2 separate regions of the Homo sapiens genome follow, and region 2 is linked to region 1. A link is a loop called in an ENCODE intact Hi-C map of the cell type or tissue named here. Cell type or tissue: OCI-LY7. All regions are shown on one strand. Each heading gives the region's core, and the rest is flanking DNA. Links, peaks and the distances in the headings are about the cores only. Region 1 overlaps MAP3K20 (mitogen-activated protein kinase kinase kinase 20). Region 2 has its middle 6.0 kb from the start of CDCA7.

Region 1 (5,383 bases), core at 332-5,331:
TGATTTGACATACAATAAGTTTGTTGCTACCTGACTTTTTGGTTTGTAAAACATGAAGCATTTCACAAGTTGGATCCCACCATTTCTGCCCTAAGCTGCAGACAGTCTCCTTGCACCCCCACTGGTTTACCTCTTTGCCCACAGCTGCTCAGAGCTGTCTTGCTGCAAGGCTGATATTTACTGTCTTACTCCAACAAGGATGTTGGTAATTTTAAATTTCTCTGGCTTTTAGCTTGTGATGTTATTGTCTTGCTCTGTGTCTGTTTTCTTTTAGATTTTAGATTTCTGACATCCCAAGAGGCCTTTATGGAGTGTTGTTTTATCCTCTTTGCTCCTTTGGTGAAATTTAGAAAATAGTATTTGAAAGCAGTCGCTGGGAACTTAGGAAGAGAAAGAACCACAAATCTAGGCAATTTAAATCTTTGGTTTCTGATAAATCGTAATGAATGAGATATGCATCATATTCAACATTAAATTCAGTAACTTTTTTTATTACTGAAAAATGACAAGCCAGATCAGTTCAACTCTGACCATCATACAGACACAAATATCTTACTAAAATAAATACTAAATACTAACCAGCAGGGCTGAGCCAAGGATGAGATGAGTGAGGTACCTGCCTTGGGCACAAAATTTAAGGGGACATCCAAAAAAAAGAGGGGGAAAGAAAGAAAAGAAAAAAGAAGCAACAAAAAACCTCAAACCAAAAAACTCGATAATCAAGCTAAATGATATTTTAATGCAATATTTAAAAAAATAAATGCAAAAATTATGATGAACAAAATATCAAAATGTTAAAGACAAGATCAGTAACAGTGCCTTGCCAGGCCATATTGCAGCCTCAGCCAAAAGGAAAAATCAGTAACATTCATCTTATCTTTTCCTAAAAATTTGATTTTTTTGTTGACCTCATTTTCCTTCCCCTTGTCCTGGCCCTGCTAACCAGAATATCAGTGGTTAGGGTAAAAAGATGGCATAACCTTTCCTCTAAAAATGTTCACTCAAGGCAGAAAATATGTGTAGTGATTTTCAAGCCTAGTTATGATCACTGGGTGACCAATATCCATAATTTTGGCCCTGGTTTGGCTATAGTCTCAATTAGAAGGTATTTCCCAATCCAAAAACTGGAAGTGTTGTCTTTTCGTTAATTCAATCTGAAGGGATCATATTATCAAAAACCATTACATTTCTTTTTTTTTTTTTTTTTAACCTGCTTAGAAAAGCTATGTAGTTCAATTCATCAAAAGTTTCTCCATCCACGGTGGTCCCCTCTGGCTCTCTCTTTATTGGTTTTGGCGGGAGATGGCCTGTGGGGCTTTTTCCGGTATTCCACTTTTGTCCAGCCCCCTTCGCTGACTTTGCTGTCCTCTTCACTGGCTCTTGAGTCAGTCTCAGGGTGCAAAGGCATCCCTGGTATGGTGTTGGGTTGGTGGAGGTCCCTGGGGCTTCTCTTGAAGTCAGGCGACTGGTGAGGATTGAGTGCTGACTGAGAAACCCTGTAGAACTTTCCAGGGTATCTTCCTCTTGAAGGAGTGGAATGCTGACTCTTTCCACTGTATCTTCCTCTAGGAGAAGAATTGAGTGATATACTACCACGTCCATATTTGTTCCTGCTTCTGTCTGAGTATCGACCCCTCTCTGAAGAGGTGTCAGTATTGCCACTGGAAAAGCCACTGTCCCTAGAGTTGAGATGTAGGGAAGAGAAGTTTTTGGTCAGTCCATACTGAGTAGGAGACGAGCTTCTGGACTGGTTCACAGGTGTAATCTGTTGATACTTAATGGGCACCTGGGGCCGTCTCACAGCAGCAGCGTAGGAATCCTGGCCATCAAAGTGTGAGAAGAACGGTGACCCCAGAATAGGATTGCTCTGGGAACGCTGTAAAGAAGTGTTGGATGCAATCTGCCGCATCCTCAGAGTATCTAACCACTGGCAATCAGCACCTGCGGGAGAAATGGAAATGAGCATCTTTTAAGCCACACTAAAGCTGCATGTCTAATTCATACGCCTGTCTTAGGATAATTCAGGGCTGTTTGGGATGCTCTAAGCTTTACCATTCATAGAAATTCTAGGCTATGTATAAGGACGTTTCTTTTATTACAAATACTTTAAAAAATAAGGACATTTACACTTATTCAATATATGCTATGTGCTTGGCATTGTTCCATGGGCTTTACTTACACTATCTCATTTAATCCTCTCAGTAATCTTCTTAGGTAAACACTAATAGTTTTATTCTATAAATGAGGAAGCTTGAGAGGTCAAATGACTTGCCCAAGATCACTCAGTCAATAATACCAAGTCCTTCTGCATCTAAATCCCATCTTCTTCCTACATAGTTGTGTTGTTACTTCTAGAAAGTATGTTCAGGTGGCAGGGGCATGTTTAGTAAACAAAAGGTTTGTTTTGCCACCTGCATTTTTAAAACCTCAAGGACCCTAAATGCAGATAAGAGAAATGAGGTTCCGAAGGTTGAGACAGCTAGAGATTGTTTGGAAGAAAGACCGTTCACGTGTCCACAGGAGAGATCCTGAGGCTCGGGAATAAGAAGTATTTTCAGCATAAAAAAATGAAGCTGCATTGGCAGATAGGAAGAAGTTAAGATAAAAGAAAATGGTGAATTAACAAGAACCATTTAGTAAGCTATATTTCAGTGAATAAGCAAGTTCCTCACACCTGAGATCTTTTCTGTTTTCCCCCGAGCCTGAACAACGTTACCCATGTTCTAGAGTTCCTGGGTGGTCCTCCCAGCCTCAGCTTCCTCAGCTACTCCACCCCCTGCTCACGCAGATAGTGCGCGTGGAGAGTATCAGAGCATGCACATGTCTCTGTCTCCTCACTGCCTGGGCACAGGTGACCCCGAGCTCTGAAGTGAGTGACTTGTCCAGACAATTCCAGAGACTCCTCCCAGGCTTCAGTCCATCACAATGCCTTCTTCTGTTGTTGTTGTTGTGTGTATGTGTGTATTTTATTGTGGTAAAAACCACATTTTCCATCTTAGCCATTTTTAAGCCTCTAGTTCAGTAGTGTTAGTATATTCACATTGTTGCGCGGATCTCTGTAACTGTTTCATCTTGCAACACTGAAACTCTATACCCACTAATCTCTACCTTCCTCTTTCTCCATTTCCCCTCCCTTCTCCCCTGCCCCCTGACCGCCACTTGTTAACTGTCTTCTACTTCCTGTTTCTGTGACTTTGACTACTTTACATACGTCACATGAGCAGTAGCATACAGAATCACAATGCCTTCTTTCCTCGCCTTGACTTCTCTGGAATTTTGCCTTCCAATAGAACCCTGATTTTGCTCAGTCTCCATCCCCCTCCATGTAGCCACGTGATCGGGAGAGTTGACTGCATTCTGGCTCCAGGGATCGACTTTAATTAGTTTAAGTCAGATGTGCTCATGCTATGTTTAGGAACGGACAGGTTGCTCCATTCTGGCCAAAGCAGAATTGCTGACGGGTAGTCTGTTGGGGGTTTCTAGAAAAGTTTTCCTTACTCCTATATATAAGAACAGGTAGGGACCTAACCCGTTATTTCCTCTGGGCGTTGTGATATCTTTGTGTGATGACTGTAAACAGGAGAGGAGCCGAGGGCAAAGGCAGCCTATTGAGCATGGCAGGGCAGAAAGAAGGGAAGGTTCATTCCACTCTCTGAATATGGTTGAGCCAGCTTATCTTACTGCACCTGGAGCCTGCCCTACCTCTGGGCTTCTTGTTATGGAAGATAATAAATTTTATTACAGTTTAAATCAGTGGCTTAAGGACTTTAGAGTTGTTCTTAATCACTGGGAAGGCTCCTTAAAATGCAGACTGCAGCTCCTATCCCCAGAGTTCTGATTCAGTAAGTCTGGGTTTGGGCCTGAGCATCTGGATTTCTAGCAAGTTCACAGGTGATCCCGATGCTCCTGGTCCTGGGGCCACACTTGGGGAATTATTGGAGTAAGCCAGTTGCAACTGGGTTTTCTGCTACTCGAAGCTCAAAGATAGATCTTAACTGATTGAGGTGGTATCCTCTGAGTCTTTAGATCATCTGGAAATGTCATAATTAAGTTTCTGGAATCTAGCACACATCTAATACGGGAACACTAACTTACTTGAGTCGGACCTGCTTCCAGGGTTGCCATCTGAATTGGTGAATAATGTCTGAATGGCAAGTTGGACTGCTTTCACTTCATCCTGAGGTTTTGTTCTACTCCACTGAATCGAATGGACATGTTTAGTGCTTTTTGGAGTTCTAACATCACTCTGGTAAAACAAACAAACGAAAAAGACAAAAAAAAGACAAATAGAAACATATGACCAAATAGACACACATATATAAAATGGGAAAGAAAGTCATCCAGGTTATTATATCACTTCAGTTTCACCTCTTAGAACACTATCATAATGCACTAGGAAAATATTCTGAACAGTTGGCCCAAATATGCTAATTCAATGAAAAGAAAAATTTTAACCACTTTATTTCTTAGTGGGTTATAGCACTTATTCCTTAATGGATTATAACATAAATTTCTTAGTAAACTATAGTAGCTAAAAAATATGGTTGTCTTTTCCCAGAATTTATTATATTTGACAAATCTCAACTTACCTCTTTGTTTAATAAGAAATAAAAAATTACATCTTCTATTTATAGTACTTGATGACAGCTATTTTGTTGAATAAATGAAAATCTGACCACCATGTTTGCCTAAGACTGAATTTGGATCATCAAGGAAACTGAGTGAAGGTGGTGGGGTGAATTACCTGCACGGAGGGGAAAGGGTCTCAGATGCAAAAGTGAGACAGGATCAAGAAGTAAGAAATGGGGACCAGGAAAAGGAGAGGACACTAGGTCAAGACACATTACTTTCTTGTTCTGAAATCTCCCTCCTCACTAGCTGTCACCAATCAGTGTCAATTAAAGAGTCTCCAGGATTCAATATGGTTAGGGAAATCTGTTTTAAAAAACTCTGAAGTGAAAAACCCAGACAAAAGTGGCATATCATCATGGGGTCTGAAAAAGGAGGAGGAGGGAGAGAGAAGAAGAAAAAGAGAACTGGGTGTGCTGTCTCCAAAACTGTCTAAGGCAGGCAGAGGTAGAATCTGGTTGTTCTAATTGTCCGATTACTAACAAGAGGGCTTTTCCTGGGTAGTGAGGACCAGTTAACAGGCTGTAGAGTAGTCTAGTTTCCAAGTTCCTCAAGACCAACCAGCCTCTTTTGTTTGGGTTTTGCACCTTGCAAGCAATGCTTTGACAAGTAATATAACTTCTCAGATGCCTCATCCCTGACAACCTGTGCACCCCAGCAGGTGAGGATAAATAACTGCTGTAAAACTTTTTGGCTTCCAGCCTGGATAAGTGGACTGGCCAGAGTTTGTATTGCTTTGCTTTTCTTTTTTTTT
Region 2 (5,383 bases), core at 156-5,155, 84 kb before region 1:
CTGCCTGTGTTCTATAAACAGAACAACAAAGCCTGAATGAGAGCACATCTGTTTACAGCGTAGTTTGCTGAATATTTTAAGCCCACTCTTGAGACCTGCTCGGAAGAAAAGATTCTTTTCAAAATATTACTGCTCATTGACAGTGCCCCTATTCACCCAAGAGCTCTAATGGAGATTGATGAATGTTTTCATGCCTGGTAACACAGCATCCATTCTGCAGTCCGTGGACCAGGGAGTAATTTTGACTTTAAAGTCTTATTATTTAAGAAATACATTTCATGGCTGGGCACGGTGGCTCATGCCTGTAATCCCAACACTTTGGTAGGCTGAGATGGGCAGATCATGAGGTCAGGAGATGGAGCAAGTAAATAATGCCTGAGGACATGGGCATCCTGGCTAATATGGTGAAACCTTGTCTCCACTAAAAATACAAAAAATTAGCAGGGTGTGGTGGTGGGCGCCTGTAGTCCCAGCTACTCGGGAGGCTGAGGCAGGAGAATGGCGTGAACCCAGAAGGCAGAGCTCGCAGCAAGCCAAGATTGCACCACTGCACTGCAGCCTGGGCAACAGAGTGAGACTCCGTCTCAAAAAAAAAAAAAAAAAAAGAAATACATTTCATAAGTCTGTAGCTGCCATAGATAGTGATTCCTCTGATGGATCTGAACAGAGTCCATTGAAAACCTTCTGAAACGGATTCATCATTCTACATACTATTGAGAAATTTGTGATTCCAGGAGTTTACATTCTAGTAGGAGAGCAGAAGTAAACAACAACAAAAAAATAGTTTCAGGTGTGCTAACTTCCGTGAAGAAAAATAAAAGCAAGGTGAAAGCTAAAGACAGGACAAGGGGAGAGAAAATGAAAGAGGTACAAATTTAAATAAGAGAAACAGAAAAGGCTTCTCTGAGAAGGTGACACCTGAGGAGGAACATGAACAAAGTCAGGAAGGAAGCTACAGGAAGAAGAGGAAAGTGCTGGTTTCAGGCACAGTACACAGCTGGCCCAAAGGCTGTAAGGCAGTGCACAGCAAGGCACACTACAGAAAGCCAGGCAAAGAGGGAGAGAGCCCAGATCATGTGGGACCTTCTTGGCCATGGGAAGAACTTTGGATTTATTCCAGATATGATGGGAAGTCATTGAAGGATTCTGAGAAAAAGAAAGACCCAATCCGACCCCATGAACTGTGTGGGTCGTAAACTGAAGGAGAGCCAAGAGTGAAAGCTGGGAGACCTATGGGCTCCTGGAGAAGCAAATGATGGCTTGGACTGGGATAGTTGTGGGGTCAGATGAAGTCAGATTTAAGATATATGATTATTATAAAAGTTAGAGCTAACTGGACTTGAGGGATGGATGGTTCATTCATATTAGCATTATGTATCATAGTAAAATACTGCAGTCAACATGCCCCTCAGAAGGGAAATGGATACATGAACAGTGGTGTATTTGTACAATGGAATCTGAACAGTAGTTCAAATTAATGGCATAGCTTACTGGCATCATTGTAGAGAAATCTTAACAGTGTTCAATGAAAAAGCAAATAGTAAAAGTGTCTGTAAAGTGTACCCTTTATGCAAATTTTAGAAACACAAAACATACCTAAGTTGGGAGAGTATAAAAACCTAGACAAGCAGAATAGCACAGAAATTAACTTAAGGTGGAAAAGATGGAGGAAAGAGGCAAGGGTGGGTCCTTTGATTCTATTATTAATGCTTTCTTCTTTTCTTTTTCTTTTTTTTTTTTTAAAAAAAGGCTGGGTCTTGCTATGTTGCCCAGGCTGGAGTGCAGTGGTGTGATCATAGCACATTACAGCCTCCAACTTCTGGCCTCAAGTGATCCTCCCACTTCAGCCTCCCACATAGCTGGGACTATGGGTGTACATAACTGCACCCAGCTATCATTAATGCTGTTAAATTAAGTTTAGCCTAAAGCCGCCTCCTTACATATTTTAAGTTCAGCCTAAAGCTTCTCCATACACAATGAACTGTAACCCAACTGGGTATATAAACAGACTAACTTACTCTTGTACCAACCACCATGTTTTGGCCAGTCAAGGGTGACCAACTGTTCAAGCTGTGTTCAAATAAGGCAAACCCTGAGCTGTAACCAATCCAGCTGTTGGTGTAATTCACTTCTGTTTTCTGTACCTCACTTTTTCTGTCCATAAATCTTTTTCCACCATGCAGCTGCTCTGGAGCCTCTCTGAACCTACTCTGGTTCAGGGGATCCCCGATTTGCAAACATTCTTTGCTCCATTAAACTGCTAAATTTAATTTGTCTAAGGTCAGTGCTTTAACAATGCTTTCTTGAAAAATAAAAACCATGGGAAGCAAATATGGCAAATTGTTAAATGTGACAAATGCCAGTGATTAGTACATGGGTGTCTTTTACATGTTTACTTTCTGTGCTTTTTTTTTTCTTTTTTTTTTTTAATCTGAAACATTTAATAATTTTAAAATATTTAAGTTTTGGAGAGTTTGTTCTGACAATCAATATCAATATATTTATTGTGTTAAATATACAGTTCCTTTACAGGGTCCTATAAATAGGAATGCAAGTTTGTCATGCAATTTTAGATGCCTCATAAAGGTTTTAAGTCACTGTATTAATCACACACTGGTAAATATTTTCATTTTAAATGAAAGACACAAAATGAATAAGCATGGAAAATCAGTGTCCAGGGAAAGATGATGGCACAGGCCACAGCAAAAGGTAAAAGGAAATGACATTTTATAAGTACATACTTACACAGACACTACTTGATATGAGGGCTGTTAATACAACAGGTACTCAGTAAATACTTATTATATTTATAAGTATTATTTGTATAATTTAATTTAATTATTTTTTAAGTTCCAGGGTAAATGTGCAGGATGTGATGTGCAGGTTTGTTACACAGGAAAATCTGTGCCATGGGTGGTTTGCTGCACCTAGCAACCCATCACCTAAGTATTAAGTCCTGCATGCATTAGCTATTTTTCCAACTAAAGTGGTTGTAGGTGGAATTTTATTTTATTTTTACATTTTTTCTTTTTTGAGACAGGGTCTCACTCTCACTCAGGCTGGAGTGCAGTGCTCAAGCCATGGCTCACTGCAGCCTCAACTTCCTGCGCTCCAGCAATCCACCTACATCAGCCTCCCAAGTAGCTGGGGCCACAGATGTAGGCCACCACATCTGGCTAATTTTTCTATTTTTTGTAGAGATGGGGGTTTCGTCATGTTGCTCAGACTGGTCTCGAACTCCTGGGCTCAAGCAATCCGCCTGCCCTGGCCCCTCAAAGTGCTGGGATTACAAGCATGAGCCACCATCCCCAGCCCTGGAATTTTAAATCTTCAAAATATTCTAAAATATCAATCTCTTGTTAAAGAGCTTTGAATTCCCTGGGCTACTACAAACCCTAAGAATTCTGTGTTTCTCTATACCTTTTATTCACCTTGCACAAAGAATTCCATTTCCTATTATTAAGTTTGAAACTTGACTGTGAGGTTCAGAGCACTTACATAATGAGGTAAGTTAAACTTCAACTCAGAATGACTGGTTTTCGGACAAAGAATGCAACCGCTAATAGCATGTATCATTTTTAGATGAGATTTAGAAACAATGCTAATGTTTCATGTGCTGCTCTCGGTCCCATGCACCCATCTCTCAGGCGGTATAACATGAACCCAAGCGCCCCTGTAAACCAGAGACCTTCAATAGACCAGATACCCCTGGAGACAAAGGGCTGGAGCAATTTCACTGTGTTTGTGGATATAGACAGTTTGCAGTCTGTCAGGTCACAAATCTCTGTTTTAAATAACCCCTAATTACAGATTTACGTCTCCAGTGCCTGCTTTCAGGATGCATAAAGGCAATATAGCTAAAAGGCCTAACGTTAGGCTTCAATTGTCAAAAGCTGCTCTGTTGGAGGGCCCAGCCCATTATCACCCTGGCTGTTTGGTTCACAAATGCTGGCTCTCCAAGCCATATTGGTATGTTTGTTTTGCATTGTATGTCAACACTGTTTTAAGTAGATCAGTTTGCTGACATCTGACACCTGATTAGAAAAAGGAATATGGAAAAATGAGTGCAAATCTGACCTTTTTTTGGCAAGAAGAAATATTTGTTTTTCCGTGGATGAACATTGTCTATTGTGAAATATATTAACTGCTAGTGTTAAAACATCATTAAACACTTTGCACAAGGGAAAGTCAAGCTTTGATTACTGAATCAGTCAGTTCCAACACTATGGAAGCTGAATTACAGCCAAAACCTAACTCAGCTTACTTCTTACCATCCACAGTTTCCCTGTCACTTGTTCACCTTTCCATAATTTCTTTTTTCCATTTGGCAAAGTTTTTGTCTGTTTTTATGTAAGAATTTTTCATTGTTTTTAATTTGATCATTTTTTTCTCTGGAAACACCCATAAAAGGTGTTAAATGTCTTTGTTCATCACTTAGGCAACTTATTCTAAATTGTCCTAGTTGTGAATTATATAAATCATTTATGTCTTCTTCAGATCTGTTCCTTTCAAGCAACTCTTTGGAAAGAGAATTGCTGCAGAGAGAAGAACTTTATTAACTAAATGGAGACTTAGGGCTCATTTGTAGGTGGTTTAATTTCTGAAGTAAACCAATGCAAGATATTGGTAGGGGGTCCCAGGGAAGAGGCTAATCTGCACATTGTCCTATCAACCTAGAATTCAAAATTAGTCCCCCAGCAGGCCTCAAAAGTTAAACACAGGGCCAGGCCCAGTGGCTCACGCCTGTAATCCCAACACTTTGGGAGGCTGAGGTGGGCGGATCACCTGAGGTCAAGAGTTCCAGACCAGCCTGGCCAACATGGTGAAACCCCATCTCTACTAAAAATACAAAAAATTAGCTGGGCGTGGTGGCAGGCATCTGTAATCCCAGCTACTCAGGAGGCTGAGGCAAGAGAACCACTTAAACCCAGAAGGCAGAGGTTGCAATGAGCTGAGATAGCACCACTACACTCCAAGTCCAACCTTGGAGACAGAGCGAGACCCTGTCTAAAAAAAATAAAATAAAATAATAAAATAAAATTTCGATCCTTTGAACATGGATAAAACTTAAAAATATTATGCTGAGTGAAATAAGCCAAGCACAAAAGGATAAATATTGCCTTATTTCACTCATATGAGGTACTTGGAATAGGCAAATTCATAGAAACAGGCCAGGCACAGTGGCTCACACCTGTAATCCTGGCACTCAGCCTGGGAGGCTGAGGTGGGTGGATTACTTGAGGTCAGTTGCCGCGAAGAAGAACCAGCACTGAGACAAAGGATTTCTCAGCAAGGCAAATTTACTTTGGCAGAAGGGTGCTGCCTGTGTCAGTCACGATCACAAGAGCACACAGAACAAAGTAGAGTAGGGATTTTTATTCGT

What was found. Hi-C counts contacts between places; a loop is a spot of excess contacts. Peaks named below come from ENCODE experiments on the same cell type or tissue, not always from the same donor. Only the 100,000 strongest peaks of a DNase experiment are listed, where the experiment ranks them.
Region 2: it touches region 1 in a loop (3-fold over the local background); 3 of 110 quality-filtered maps call a loop at or near these places.

What each region holds. Positions count from the first base shown.
Region 1 is chr2:173,262,608-173,267,990 of GRCh38, reverse strand. MAP3K20 (mitogen-activated protein kinase kinase kinase 20) reads right to left here. Exons shown (of 20, transcript NM_016653.3): 19 at 4,096-4,246; 20 at 1-1,941. The coding sequence ends at 1,241. The region is part of intron 2 of MAP3K20-AS1 (MAP3K20 antisense RNA 1); the gene reads left to right. Among named protein-coding and RNA genes, the nearest start is that of MAP3K20-AS1, 17 kb to the left of the region's middle. RefSeq lists an enhancer at 3,012-3,519. In OCI-LY7, for the core only: no CTCF peak of the experiment used is centred there; a DNase peak (open chromatin) is centred at 3,160; H3K4me3 peaks cover 1,000 bases; H3K27ac peaks cover 1,034 bases.
Region 2 is chr2:173,346,179-173,351,561 of GRCh38, reverse strand. No RefSeq gene overlaps it. Among named protein-coding and RNA genes, the nearest start is that of CDCA7, 6.0 kb to the left of the region's middle. In OCI-LY7, for the core only: no CTCF peak of the experiment used is centred there; DNase peaks (open chromatin) are centred at 971 and 2,071; H3K4me3 peaks cover 1,243 bases; H3K27ac peaks cover 2,104 bases.